Regions from separate parts of the Homo sapiens genome. Here region 2 is linked to region 1. Evidence: chromatin loops called from intact Hi-C (ENCODE). Cell type or tissue: endothelial cell of umbilical vein. All regions are shown on one strand.

Region 1 (8,000 bases):
AGCTCTTAGAACAAATGGAAATTTATCCAAATAAAAATCAAATGATAAATGCCCAGAGAATATTCTTTCTTTGGAATTCGTTCAATTCTTTAATTTAACCAGCTGGAATAAATTTTCAAGTAGCATTCTGCTCAGCCTTTTGAAATGAAGGACTTTTCTGTTAATTGGAAAGTTATATTCCATCAAAGATGAAGACAGTGATCTTGCCTTAGTGATTCTTAGAAAAAATAAAAGGCATTTGGTGAATATTTATCATATACTGATTCCAGAACATGTATTTTAAGCACAAATGAATGAGCTGTGGGCCTACACATTTAACTAAAGAAAAATAGGGAAAATTCAAATACAAGTTTTATTTTAAACTCTACATAAAAGCTAACTTTCACTATGCTCAGTCATGAGAGGAATATGTAAAGAGAAAATAGAAATAGAAACCATTAATTTTGAGAATGAAAGATGGATAATACAGCTGTGGTTCCTGATTTTCTGAAGCAAATGAATTAGATAAGTCAACACATTTAAGTGTTCTTTACTGTGTTACTGGAATATGTGTTATTGGGGCTGGGGAAACATGAGAGTCAACTCAAAAAGATCTACAGCAAGAAAATAAAAATTTACTGGGAAAAAATTATTTTGAAAATTCATATTTTTAAAGCAATCTGTACCATAGGCAGTACTTTAAACTTAGTCATTGATTATAGATATATTAAATAACATTGTTACATTTAAATTTTAAATTGGCACGTTAGGCAAACTAATTTATCGCAAATAATGTGAAAAGTTGTTTAAAAATTAATGATAGTCAAGTACTAAAGAAATAATTTTTCCAGATGTCTTAAAGGAATCACTGGATAGATGGTCTGAATTATAATTGTGTATTCTGATTTAAAATAATTTTATAGGAAGACTTCTAGGTAATACTATTTATGTACTTTCAGTCTGGCAATGTGTGTATAACAGAAATTTTTCAAAGAGGCTGTTCCACTTTTTTAAATATTTAAATTGCTGAGAGAACTTTTTAAAGGGTAATATGAAATAAATATTTAATAAGTTCCATAGACTCACGCATATTCTCCAGCTTGAGATGGAAGATGGTGGTTGAAGCAGCAGGGGGCGCCAGCGGGCATGGTGGTGAGATGGGGACAGGGTAGAGTACGAGTGTTACAAAAAAAAGATGAACACATCAATTCGTTTTTGAGATAGTCACTAATATTTTGAGAGGACTAGGTCCAAATTGAAAATTTGGGATAGAACACGACAATGTTGTTAGGCAGGCTTTAATGGTCTTTGAAATATTAGTGTTAGGACGCCCCACTGACTAAATTTCTGAAGATAGGTAATAAAATTCCCATATTATAAGCTCATAAACATTATATAAAACAACCAAAGTATCCTATTCAGGGTCATTTTTTTAAGGGAACAATAATATTCATCCAACAAGCTAGTCATGAATTTCACGGCAAAAGTAATGAATAATATTTGACGGTGCTTAATAGATGAAATTTGCCAACATACCCTTTGATAACAAGTAAGAATGAGAATAAATTTATATGCTTATTTAATAGATACAATTATTTAAAACCCAAGATCTAATTCAAAATGTGTTATGCAAACATGCTTAGATCAAGAAATTGTCTACATGTAAGTCAATGTATCTGATTTACTTTCCAAGAGTTTTATGATCTATCCTAAGGTGATAGATAGGATTTCAAAGTCAAGATAACAACTTCTGCTCTGAAGAAAAAATTACTTATTGTAAATGAACTTTTAACCAAAAAGCAGTTGATACAAGAGAAATAAACCCATACAAAAGAATGCAAAATCTAAAATATTTAATATAAATTATAATACCCTGCTAGCTTTTAAAATATTATACAATAAAATACAGAATATCCTTTACTTTTATAATGAGTAAAATTCGTAAACATTGCCAATATTTTTAAAAATCTTTGGGTACTTTCTCCCCTGATCACTTTTAACTGTTCTTTTAACATAGAACAGGAAGGCATCCTAGTATGCAATACCCAGTGCCTTTAATAGTTTCTTTTGGACTCCAGCTAATGGCCCTTTTAAATGGAAGCAAGGATTCCAGGCTGGGGTTCCAGGCAGCAGAAGCAATGAGGTGGAATGGAGTTAGCTTGAATGAAAGGGTTATGGAAACCTCTGTCACGACATTGAGCCAACATTCAAAATTTCAGATTCTGAGTCTTTAGTGGATAATAAAATTATTTAAACAACAGAGAAAAAAATTTGTAAAGGCCTATTGGCAATGGTCCATTTGTAAGGAAGGTATTTAATTAGGCAAAAGAGAGTTTATTATGCTTAAAGCAGACTATGAAAATACACATTCTAAAAAGTTGTGATTACTGATATTTATGATGTCTGCTATAAGGTGAAATGATTTATAATAGGACTGCATTCAAACCTCAAGTAGCATTTTAAAATTTTAAAGCTATATAATTTTTCTTTCTCTTTTTTAGTATTAAGTATAACAAAATATGAAAATATGTGATAATTTCATTAAAGCTTCAAAAATGTAACAGTAGTAGTCTAATGGAAAATTATTTCTAAATTAGATATAAATGATGTATAATTTTCAAGTTACATATATATATATATATATCATACCTCTATATGTTGGGGGAGTGGAAATACTAAAATATAGGCTTGTAGCAAAAATAAAAAGAAAGAGAATAGAGAATGAGATAGTGCTGAATGGTGCTGACTCAAAAAGTTTATTCCAAATGCTATTAAGTTCTGAGTTAATTTCTGATAAGCAGCTTTTCCTTGCCCAGCAAATTCAAATTTCAAGAGATTAAGAAAGTACACTCCAAATCTTGATTTTTATAAAACTCCTCTCTTTTAAACAGTTAGTCCACAGCTGGGCTCTTTCCTTGCCTCAGTAGCTGAAGTGACATAAACAAGGATGGCATGTCACATTGTGCTCTATTGAGAAATAATGTGGAGGCAGAAGGGTGCTGTGGTTAGGAACCCTCCTTATCCTCATCTGTAGAACAGGGGTTGAATAGAGCTTCTAGGCACCGTACTCTTACTTAGAAGTTGGCCTGGTACATATTAAAAGTAATGGCACAAACCACAATTATTTTGCACCAACCTAATAAAAGTGTGTGTTGAATTGTAGTTATAATTATTCTTACTATTTTTAAAAACAAACTATCCAGGTCATCTTCACCTTGATCTGCAGCAGGGTCCTAATTGGGAGCTGAGAACACAGAGAGGAGAAATGTAAATAGTCCAGCCTAGGAAGAGGTTAGGAGAGTGAGGAAGGTTTCCCTGAAGGCCAGATAATTCAACAGTAAGTCTGAGTTAGGGCAAGGGATCTAGAAACTGCATTCTAGATAAATGTATCCAATATATGGGATCAGTAAACATTATGGTGGGACAAGTGCAGGGGTGACTAAAAAGACAAGTGTGAGGCCAGCAAAGTAGATAAGTAAGCAGGGGTCATATCACAGTGGACAAGGACCCTGAGGGCCATGTTAAGAAGCTTGGGTTTATCTGCTTTCATTTCCTAAAGTTTATACTCAGTGCCTTCCAATCATTATGTTCTTGTTTCTAAATTCCCAAAACAGCATGATACAAATAGAGTGCCTCTCTTAAACTGGTCCTTTGAAATTGATGATAAAATGTTATTTCAATCTCAGTATATTTTAATGGTCAGAGCTATCTTTGTAAAAGTGGGCTCAAAGTAATATCCCAAATTAATAGCATTTAGTAGAGTATGTAATGATGTATCAAATTATTTTTCTTTGAATAATTAATCAGAAGCATCTTGAAAATTAAATAGAAAAGGCAATAGAATTCGTGTGTAACCTACCGCATAGGTAAATCAGGTAGCTTTAAATTTCAGTGTGGAGAAATTGTGTGCTTATTTATCAAAAAGCAAAAGACATTCATTCTTTGATATTTTTACTATATTTGTTGTAAATTCCTAGGTTAAATTTAGAGCAAGAAGAAGTTTTCTATTTTATTAAAACAAACAAAAGACATTTCTCAATTTACTTGATAATAATATAGGCCTGTAAATATGTATCTACACAATACATTATAATTGCCCCCACAAAAGAAAAAAGTCATACTATAGCAATTCCTCTTCCTTGCAAATTTTCCCAGTGATATTTTAATTTAAAATAACAGGCCGGGCACAGTGGCTCACACCTGTAATCCCAGCACTTTGGGAGGCCAAGGCAAGCAAATCACCTGATATCAGGAGTTCAAGACCAGCCTGACCGACATGGTAAAACCAAACCCCATCTCTACTAAAAATACAAAATTAGCCAGGCACGGTGGCACGCACCTGTACTTCCAGCTACTCGGGAGGCTGAGGCAGGAGAATCACTTGAACCTGGGAGGCAGAGGTTGCAGTGAGCCAGGACTGCGCCATTGCAGTACAGCATGGGCAAAAAGAGCAAAACTCCGTCTCAAAAACAAAAAACAAAAAAGAAAAAAGAACAAAAGCTGGAATTTTCATTCTCTATACATAATAATCAGGTCCAATTCCAGATTCAAAAATAATAAGATCAACCCCTTTTTCACACTGTGAGTGCTTTATAGAAGGCATAAAGCCATGGGCTTCCAGTTGAATTTCATTCCACACCAAATAAAAAGAAAAGAAAAATGTAATACTTATTTAATTGGTTTGAGTCATATAATTCGTGATATTTAGTCCTCAGTCTGTAATGTGGAATACATTTTTAGCATTTGGGTAAAAATTATAACCTAGTTTGTCTTGGGAAGTGAACTACTTACAGCTCAATGGCTCCCCTTAGTGACACTTCGCAAGAAATTCACAAAGCAGCAGCTTTTATGAAGACCTATAGACAGATTTTATCCAAACATCAAGAAAATAGCTGCTATTCATAATTTAAGTGGTTCTCAATAAGTGAATTACAGTTGTGATTCTAGGGAAAGCAACTCTTTTTTTCATAACCTCATTATGTTTAAAGGATATTGAACGTGTTCTATGGTTTGCATTTTCACTTGGAATTTAAATATATACAAGTTAGGAAGAATAATTCAGGATCACTCTCTTTGTCATTTTTTACATGTTTATTTTTTCTAGTTCATATATGCACTTGAACAGGTTTTAAAAAGATAACCTGCAATTAATTTAATTTATATCTGGGTGCCTATTCCAAATTTATCTATTAAGAAAACTTGCCTTAAAATTAGTAGCTACAGTAAGTCAAAAACGTATTTGATATTCATTAGGAAAAATGAAAGAAACAAAGGAGCAACCATGCAATTTGAAGTAAGTTTTGAGAGTATATATTTGAAGAAATTGGGTCTTCTGTTGCTCTGCAGCTTTGGCTTTTAAATGTGGTTGCACATCAAAATAAACTGGGGGGGAGGGGTGTGAACTTGTTGTTGACTACAGGTTCTTGGGCCCCTCATAAGAACCACTGAATCATAATCTCCAAGGGTGGGATCTAGGAATCTGTATTTTTATATGTTTTGGAACATTGTCTGCAGAAGGCCATAGGAAATGTTTATGTAAAAGACTGTATGTGTTTATACTAACAGAAAATAATTTCAGAATCTTAAAAATAACAATTATCAATTCAATTATGTGATACTACTATGCAACAAAATCTTAAATATGGCTTTTTGGTCTACATGGAGATTTTAGCTACTCTTTCAAAAATTAAGGCTCAAAAATACCAACCACTGACTACATTCCCTCTACAGCATCTTATTACTTACAGCAATTTTCTGAAATAGGAAATAAGGTCAACATGTAAGAATAGCCTATTGGCCTTTTCTAAACTCATCACAGAAACATCCAAACTCTGGCCTGCTATCTGAATTCAATACTTGCCCTTCTCTAGTTTTCAGTACACTGGTCCTCAGGACAAACTCCCAACATGGCAATTGAAGCCCGTATATCTTTCCAGCTTCTATGGGTAATATTCTATATATAGACTCTGATCAAACCAAGGAAGTTGACTTTCAATGCCCCAGATTCACCATGTCCTTGCATGCCTTAGTGCATGTTCACTGCCTGGCATGCACTTCTTCCCTCATCAGCCTAGCAAACTCTCAGTCATTCTTTTAGGCTCACCTCAAACATCATTACATCAGGGGAATTATTTTCAGTCTCTGAAATCATTTTCAGTCTCTCTTCATGGAGTTCAATGCTTTCCCACTGTACCCCCAACAGGACCTTGTACACACCTCTATTTTAGCATTAACATGTGACTATAATTATTGGCAGTCTCCATATCTAACTTATATCCCCAGGTTTTATCACACATTTTTGGCACAGAGTAGGGGCTTTGTTCATGTTTGTGCAAGGGGTTAATAATATTAGTTTTCATTTGTCCCATGAGTAACATATGCCAGTCACCATGCTAAATGCTCTACCAGCATCTCATTTAATCCTTATGAAGTTTAGCAAGAAGTAAGGATTATTCACATTTTAAATATATCAGAGAGTTAATCCTGAGAAATATCAACAACTTGCCAGAGTTCACACAACTAGTTGGTGGCAGACCTAGAATTTGAAAACAGCATTTTTCTGGCCCTAAGGACAGTGTACTTAAATGTTACACCATAGTGCTTCTCTGCAAGGGCTCAGATTGTACTTGACTGCTAATAGCAAATTCTCTTTGATGTTTTCTACCCAAACACCCTCATAGGTAGAACATCAAGGGGAGATGAACGCTGTTTTAATCACTAGAATGTTCCAAAACCCAGTTCAGGCAGGTACGTGCGTGTACACATGCACACAAACATGAATATTCAGTGAATGGCAAAGCACACGTGTGTGTGTATATATATATGTGTGTGTATATATGTCAGATTGTCATAACTGGAATGCTTAGTTTGCAAAATTGCCAAAAAAGCCTGAAAAAAATATTAACCACATCAATGAAAAGTCACCAGAATAAAAAAGGAAGTCCCCTTTAATGAAAACCTTACAAAATTATCCCAAATTACACGTGATTTTTAATGGACTACAGCCACTCTTGTGTATTTCTATTTTATTTCTTACACAAGCAGAAAATATATTTATGCAAAGGGTAGTTAGCATTTCCAACCACTAACACATGGCCTGTAAAAAAATAACAACCTCATTCTTCTGTTGTGCAATAGCCCTCTGTTGAGCAGCAATAATGTACAATGTGTTAGTTTCCTGTTACTTTACTAGAGCCTTCCCTTTCACTCACTGCCCAGACTAGTTATTCCTTGGACATAAAGTTATAATACCGAGTTTCAATCTACTTCCAAAAATGTTTAGGCCTGTCTTAAGAAATAATCATATCAGTTTGCTAATAAGCAGAAATGCACTGCCAGTTGAGGATGTTGTCACAAGTGGCTAAAAAACATATAAATCAATCTGTGACCAAGGAAGAAACAATACATTTCTTATGTGTCCAAAACATTATGGTTGGGATCACAGCTGTAAGATGTTGGACCGTCATCAAGAGAACAATGTCAAACACTGAACTTCTGGATGATTTCCATAAAAATAACATTTTGCTTGGGGTCAGTAGTTTTTATGGAACTTTGGAATGGTTTTTGCTGACAATTTTTTCGAGTTGAACTCAAACACCTCCAAAATGCTCCTCAATATGGAAATATTATGTAATCCAACCTTTGCAGCCATCTCCTTGTGAAAACTAAGCACATAGCATGAAAACTAGTATTTTTCTCTGTTTGTACAGTTTTATAAAATTTAAATTATGCTACATATTCAGAAAGGGAAACTTACTCTTCAGTTTTCCCTGTTTGGTTATTATATTCAAGTCAGCACATCAAATGTGTACTCATTAAATCCAGCATGGAAAGAAGGCCCTGATCCCTTCTGTAGAAATCTTATCAACCCAGCAAAATTCTTTTAAGTGAAAAGAATAATGGAATCGAGTAATCAGAATATAAGTAGTTCAGTTTAGGCATAATAGTTGCCTCTAATGTTGTTTGTTCCTCTCTGTATGTCCAAAACAATTTGCTTCACCCTTGAATGAATTCTGATTTTT
Region 2 (8,000 bases), 530 kb before region 1:
TGAATTGTTTGCACAACTCAAGACTTTTCCTCCAGGTCTTTGTTGTAGTAGAGAAATTTAAGTATTTTGTATCTTTTACCACACTGACTTTCTCACATCAAGTATTCAAAATTGCAACCACATTAAGGGAGAAGTTTGGAAATGTTCCTATTAGAAGGCAATCACAATAGTTTCCAGTAACCACTAGACTTCTTGTGATTATGATTTTAATATAGTAACAAAGCCCTCCTTCCCAAATGGGTGAAAGATACACATTCTTCTAATAGTTTAAGTCATGTTTGGAGATAAAAGATGAAGACTAGGAACTCCAGACCTCTGGAAGATTTTAGAGTAGCCATAATTAATGATATAGAATATGTTAGTCTATGAGTGCTTCATAATATGCAATATGTGAGGCTGGAGGTTGTATGCCTTGCTTATTATTTTATGGAGTCTCAATAAATTTTTCTTTAATTTACTGATTTTAGATTAAAAAATTGACTTCTAATTTTTCCAATCATCCATTCACTCATTCAGTTAACTTCTCAACAAACACTTAAGAAGAACTAATCATGTCACAGGTTCTGTGCACAGTGCAGGGTATACAACCGTTAATTAAAGTAGACATTTTTCCATTCTTATGAGATTTACAGCTTTTACTTACTTTGCTTCTCTCACACAATACACTTAATTTTCTAGGCTGGAGCATGGGTTAGAGACATTCTGGGGATTAGAACTAACCTAGTCATAAGATTTCTAGGTTCTTCCTAAATTTTAATGCACATTGGAGTTTCATGTATTTTTTAGAATATAATAAATTGATTGATGATCCCTACAATTTCTCTCAAGATTCCAGTGTTTATCTTGTTGAGAATGACAGTGACCTAATATGTATTGACTTTTTGATGACCCTTACAACAATACTACCTTGTTTCAAATTTATATCCCTGGGAATTTCCAAGAACCATGGTGTGTGTCTATATGTATGTGTGTCTATGTGTAGGAAGAAGACAGGTGGTAAGGAGATAAGAGAGATGGGCAGAGATGATTAGGAACAATGCATATAACTTTATATAAAATTTTGATCCTACTATTCTCCTTACTTATTCTGCAACATACTATAGGATATTAAAAATGGAAGATCTGTGTGACACTCAATACCTTTATGTAACTCAGGTGTCATATGACTAAAAAAAGGACTTCTCAAACTACATTTAGTAAATGGGATTTATTGTAAAATAAAACCAGGAAACATCATGCAATTCAAATGGAAGAAAATGGAGCTAGGTCTATACAGTTTCTGTAATGAGGGATTGTTATGTTGTTCAAGAACTGAGGACACTCATATCTTGATCACTCTTCCTCTGAGGTCACATGAGTCTTGATTTTTATGGGTCTATAACCTTCTATGCCTGGCACCCACTAGTAACTTAATGTAATTTCTGTGTACTACATCCATAAAGTAGTGGAAAGAATATGGTTATGTCAGCTTATGTCATGTACACTCCACAGATTAATTCAGATAACTGGGCATTGAGATGACCAGAGGTATTTCAATAACCATTTAGTGAAGGTTTATATCAGATTCTCCAACAAAGGGTTTGTAAAGGACATCAGTGCCAAATTTAAATATTTATCTTTCAACATGCAAACAACTCTTTTAAAACAAGAGACAATACAGACTAATTCACCACTGAAAGATAAATTGAAAATCAGGACTTTCTTACAAAGATATTCATTGTAAATTCATTTGAGTCGATGCCAGAAAAGATTCTAATTTAGTGGAATTAACCTGCTTGTTTGTTTACTTTTCCACAGTGCTCTGAGGTTTCTAAAATATGGGAGTTGTTGACAATAGTGTTCTTACATGTAATATAGATGGCCCATCCAATTTCTTATTAATTAAATTCTGCTATCATTTCCATTCCTAGCTAAATGAAATTATAACAATAGAAGGTTATGTTATGACAAGGTAGCGTAAAAGTTTAGAAATATATTTTGAGTACTCTTGACACCATTTTGATGTACAAAAGGAATTGCTAAAAGATTTGGACCACTTTATAATCTATATTAGGTTTCAGAACTTGCATGCAGACAAATACTCATTCAGTTTCAGAGAGAGAATTTAGAGCCAACAATAACTTTGAAATTTATTAAAAGTAGGTCACCTTCTTAATGGTGAAATGTTTGTGCTAAAAGGAGGAATAGTTCTCTTGACTAAATTTGTTAGGACTCAAAAGAGTGCAAAAAGGGTCATTGAAAAGGATAATTTATGGCACTCAAAATATTTGTGAATCCAAATATTGTCATTTTTTTTCTAAACAAGCAAGGATACTGATCAGTTAACAGCATTCATATAAATGAACTGTTAAGGTTGAAATGAACAGGAGCTATCTTGTGTTATTTACAATCAAGTTCTGTCTTAGAGACAATGGTAAATTATTAATAATGCTCATTAATCAATGAGCATATTAAAATAATTACATTCTCTGCATTTTTATTTACTGAATATTTCTAAATTTATTTTAAATTTATTACTCAACTTAATCTCTAACATTCCTCATTGACTATTTAGTCAATTGTGCTAATGTTCCACTTTCCAAAACAACATGCAAATGGAAGAAAGAATGAACTAATAGTCATTGTGCACTTGTTAAAATAAACCAGGCAATTTGCATAAGTAAGCATATTTAATACCTACAACACTACAGTACAGATATTATATTATTTACGGAAGAAAAAAATTGAACATCAGAGGAATTCAAGAAATTGTCCAGAATCAGGTAAGATAGCCAAAAATATCAGAACTGGTTGCTGATCAGTCTGTATATCTATAAAGTACATGCTTTAAAAAAAACACACTTCCTATATGCTATGCCAATTATTTCCTATTTCTTGTAATATCAAGTTAAATCTGCTCAGCCTAGCATTATGATGATCCATTATCTGGTGTCTCTTTACTTAATCAATCTTCTTTTCACTGCTGTCCAACACAAAGCCTGTTTTTCAGTCATCAATCTACTTCCACCTCCAGACCTTATTTTATCCACTCTGGAGTCAGAAGGCCCAACCCTCTTTCATATAAATCCAAACCTAAATTCTCCATGACAACCTCTCTCTTAGTTATAAATAAAATTCCCTGCCCTTTTTGTTTTTTCCTTATTTTCTGACTGCTGTTTTCTATGCCCTCTTTTACTGTGGTCTAACAATCACTTCTTCAGGCTGATCTGCCTGCTCTCCTTTCTTCTATGACGTCTTCTATAGCATTGATAGGGTGCTTCTATCTCTCACCAACTGCTTTGAAATGAGCTCCTTCTCTTCTAGATCTCGTATATACTACATAATTAGTTACCATATGGCCACAATATACATGCAATGCAGGGTGCAGAAGAGTAAGTAGAACTGACTTAGTACCTACTCTTATGAATATTTTAATTCTTTGAGGAAATGAAATATGCAGGTTGTTTATATATATGAAATAGAGAAAACATCCCTCATGAAGGCAGACTTTTATCTAAATGTGAAAATATAAGGAGAACTTTTTTGTTTTCCTTGTTAAACAAACATACACACACACACACATTATGGTACTTTATATGATAATGGATTATAGAAAGGAAAGAGGAAGGAGATGAAAAATCTTATACCTAGCAGAGTACATATTTTTCAAAAAGTTTCTTTCTTTTCACCAGTTCTGGTGGTGTTATATATTATCTTGCTATATGTGTCTGACATTAACTTAAGGTTCTGAAAAATGAGTATTTAATTAAACTACATCTAGTTTAGGGAAAATCTTGCCTGGTAACTTGAGGAAATTAAAGATTTTTAACCCTCATGTTCATAATAGGGATCCTACAAAAAGTCAGGGCCTGGGATCTCATGATTTCAATGACAAATTTAGGAATCATCAAATACTCTGTGGTTTCAGACACCATTCTTTTTCCCCAGTGAGTTACTACTTACATGGGGCAGTGTTAACTCATGTTTTCCTATATTTAGCTGCATTCCAAAGAATTTCATAAGCATTTCCCTGAGCTCACTTTCCCATCCTCAGAGTGATGGCATGAAGCAAGAGGGGATTTTTGATGAATATACTAATATTTTGCATCTTGGAATGTAGATTGGGGTATTTTCATAGAGGGGTTAAAAAAAGGATTAAGAATGGTGGGAATGAAAGTGATTTCTTCTGGGAATCCTCACTATTGCTGATCGTGTTCTCGCAGTGAATTAGTGATCTGTGTGCTGGGAGACACAGAAGTTTCTGTACTTGCATGCTTCTCTCTGTCCACCTTTTACTTTATCTGAACCTATATGCATCGATATCATATCATATTTTACCTTCCCATTCACAAAGGGCTGCTTTTCCTATCTGCCTGCAACAATTGGACTATGAATGAGATAAAAGTCACTAAAAGAAAGAAGGGGAAAGGAGCCAATTATTATTTTTTATAATCAATATCTTTTTCCTCACAATTGGGTCCGATGATATTAATTAGCTACTTGACCCAAAGATTCTTAAACTCAGGGTTCAACAACCTTGAAAAAAGAGCTAGTTTTCCTTGCTTCTGGTCTCCAGTATTCTGAGGATGTGCATGAACATGTGTCATCTTCAGGAGCAATGTGTGGGGTAGAGTCAGTGGAGCTCACAAGCCTCAGACAAATGAAGGTGTTTACCTACTAAAAACTTAACCACAGCATCTCTGTCTTCCATGAGGAGCCATTTTCCTAGTTATACACATCTAGTCTTTCTTTTCTTAGGTTTTAACTACTGTAGATCTGGGTGTAAGTCAAAACTGACCCCTACTTCTACACATGAAATGATGTCATCTAAATCAGGCCCAAAACAGAACTAATCAACTCCAATTGGAATTTGGTTCTAAATCCAATCTTTTACATTCTGCCATTGATATGCTTTTATATTCCTATATCATCTAGATGTAGGAGATTTGTGTGTATTCTGTCATTTATCTTTTCCAGTAGAATGTTTTATAGAACCCAAGGCACTTCTTCAGGTATTTGTCTGATTTCTATTTTTCCCAAATAATCATCTTTTAACAGAATTTAAAAGTCTGTGGAGTGAGGCTGTATCTTATACTTCTTTAAACTGCACTTCCCTAAATTAATACACTTTAAATTTAGTTTTGTTTGTTTAGTTTAGTTTTTACATCAGAGGAAGTCCATGCATTTTTATTGAATGAATGGAAAATTAATTGATGAACTAATTCTGAGTTGGAATGTTCAAGTAATAAACAACATAAGATGCATTTTTTGCCTTTTTTTGCCAAAAAAAAGCTCTGGTTATAATCTGATAACAATAAATTTCCTCTTATATGACTCATATTTCATGGGTAACTAATGAACCTAGGCACATAATAAGCATTTTGGACAACACAAGATTATATTAGATTCAGTCCTTGTCTTCCATGAGCTTTCAATCTAGTTGTGAGTTCCTGGAAAATACTTAATTTTGACACTAGAGAAATCTCATGCTAGAAATTTCTGCCAGTACCAATTAAAGATATTTTCTCTCAAGTTTCCTGAAGCCAAAGTATACAAGGTTTGCAAATTACGTGACTACAGCAATGAGATTGAGAGTAAACATTGCAAAGAAATCTCAAAATTACCAACCAAAGCATTTTTAAAAATCAAACATCTCTCCCTAGTGGCCCGAGGAGATATATCAGAAGTCAAAGGATAGAAAGCAGCATTCTTTACCTGACTCCATATATTTACTTGTCAGAACTGCTTAACCTTAGCTTTCCTGACAGCAAATGTGCTTGGACTGAAAAGGGAGAAATTATGTCAAAGCACTTCCCAAAGGCCAGGAAGTATTTGCTTTCCGAATGCAGGCGTCTTTGTATATCTGTGGCTAAAAGTGATGCTGAAGATATGCAGATTTGTAATTTCTAATTTTACAAAATACGACTTTGTTTTCGGTGCTAACAAGCAAGAAATTACTGACAGCATCAGATGCCTGGAACTTACTGGATCAATGAGATGGGACTTCCGGCTTTTCTGTTAGGCAAAGACCTGCTAAAGTTGAGCCATGGAAGCCCACCAAATCCATGAAACATTAACATTGCCACTACAGCTTCATCTCTGCTATAGAAAACATGTAAAGTATTTTTCATACAGTTCCTAAACTTGTGGTAAGGAATTAAGCCCAAAATGTCTTAGGAAGTCTTGGATTTTGATTTGCTGAGCATTAGGAATACACTTTCTTGTCTTCCTTCCATAGGTTTGTATTATGATTCTATTTTAAAAATTCATAGCTTTGTCTCTACTCACGTGTTCCCAGAAATGGTTAGATGTGTATAATATGTTCACAGTTCTTTCTTTAATCTGGGGGCTGCAGCGAACTAAAGGCAGAAGAAAGTAGGGTGAACACTGAACCAAGCAATAACTGGCCATCTGAATAATCCTTGCTGCTGGGGCCTAGTAAAGATAAATACTCATCTATCCAGCGCCTTCATTTCTGTAATGTCTCCCTGTCCAATTTAATAAATGCTTTCTTGCTGGTTTCTTGGCATCTCTTTGAATAAGGAATGTAAACTGAAAAGGCCTAGGAGACTAAAACTGGCACAAAACTCTATGATGAATAGTATCAGGAGACACAGAGGCTAGCTCAGTAGTCCCATATGCAGTGCCACAGTCTTTACCAGAGGGCAAATGGATTTGCTGCCTGGGACAAGGCAGTTGCATAATTTCCAGATTCATGAAAAAATAAGGGAAAAAATAAGAATAAAACCAGGTCCAATTTTATGCAAATAGAAGTATGAAGTCAGATATTTATAGAAATTATATTAAAGACAACAATTTAAAATCTTAATAAACAGAACCATCAGTATATATTTAATCCTTAGATATTGTAAAAGGAAAACATAATGTGGGTTTCTCTAAGAACACTTTGAAATTTCGGAAGAAACTGCCAGCAAAATTAGACTGAAACTATTATTTAGTTATCTCTATATTTATACTATGTCATAAACTATTACTGTTTAAATATCTTAAAAAGCCCTGGAAAATCATGTTAATTTTTCCAAGTTGAATATTACTAAAATAAGAAAACTTTCACTTGGTGCTATGGAGTCTGACTAGACTTCAGTTCAAATTTTATTCCCCAAAGAAGCCTTAAATTATATTTTTTAAGTTTCTATTTTTCTTTTCACATGTTGAAGAATTTTCCCAGGCTATTATGTTCAAGTCTTTGATTGTAATATGGAAGCCATGCTCCCAGATAATTGAAGTAAATATTAATTCAGATCCACCCAGTAGGTGTGTAGTTTTGGTGACTCACTATCTTTTAGGCCTCTAAAAAGGCAATCATAAAGTGTGTTGTGACAGATAAAAGTGAGCAATCAGAGGCAGCACTCATATTGGAATAGTTTACCATTAAGGCTCACTGGAAAACAGTAGTGTTGAATTTTGGGGCAGTATTCATAGACTAGGGTATGTTATTTACATTTGGGGGATTAAACTAAGGACATTCACTAGTAGTTGTTCAGTTTTTCTCCTTGCAAACTTTTGGTCTGAACAGAGGCAGCTCATCACACCTAGTTGTAAGAAAGGCCCAGTAAAAAATTGTTTCCAGTGCTAACAAGCAAGAAATTACTGACAGTATCAGATGCCTGGAACTTATTGGATCAATGAGATGGGACTTCGGGCTTTTCTGTTAGGCAAAGATCTGTTAAAGTTGAGCCATGGAAGCCCACCAAATTCATGAAACATTAACATTGCCACTACAGCTTCATCTCTGCTATAGAAAACATGTGAAGTATTTTTCATACAGTTCCTAACTTGTGGTAAGGAATTAAGCCCAAAATATCTTAGGAAGTCTTGCATTTTGATTTGCTAAGCATTAGGAATGCACTTTCTTGTCTTCCTTCCATAGATTTGCATCATGATTTTATTTTAAAAATTCATAGCTTTGTCTCTACTCACACGTTCCCAGAAATAGTTAGATGTATACAATATGTTCACAGTCCTTTCTTTAATCTGGGGACTGCAGCGAACTAAAGGCA

The links. A loop is a pair of places that touch in the nucleus more often than their neighbours do. Peaks named below come from ENCODE experiments on the same cell type or tissue, not always from the same donor. Only the 100,000 strongest peaks of a DNase experiment are listed, where the experiment ranks them.
Region 2: a loop joins it to region 1, with 3 times the contacts of the local background. A loop is called at or near these places in 2 of 110 quality-filtered maps.

The regions. Positions count from the first base shown.
Region 1 is chr6:127,185,985-127,193,984 of GRCh38, forward strand. The region is part of intron 4 of RSPO3 (R-spondin 3); the gene reads left to right. All of the region lies in intron 1 of LOC105377989 (a long non-coding RNA gene), which reads right to left. Among named protein-coding and RNA genes, the nearest start is that of RSPO3, 71 kb to the left of the region's middle. In endothelial cell of umbilical vein, CTCF peaks have their summits at 1,109 (motif pointing right) and 4,787; DNase peaks (open chromatin) are centred at 4,777 and 7,317.
Region 2 is chr6:126,657,916-126,665,915 of GRCh38, forward strand. LOC105377992 (a long non-coding RNA gene) reads left to right here and starts at 2,460. Exons shown (of 5, transcript XR_001743836.2): 1 at 2,460-3,371. In endothelial cell of umbilical vein, no CTCF peak of the experiment used is centred here; no DNase peak of the experiment used is centred here.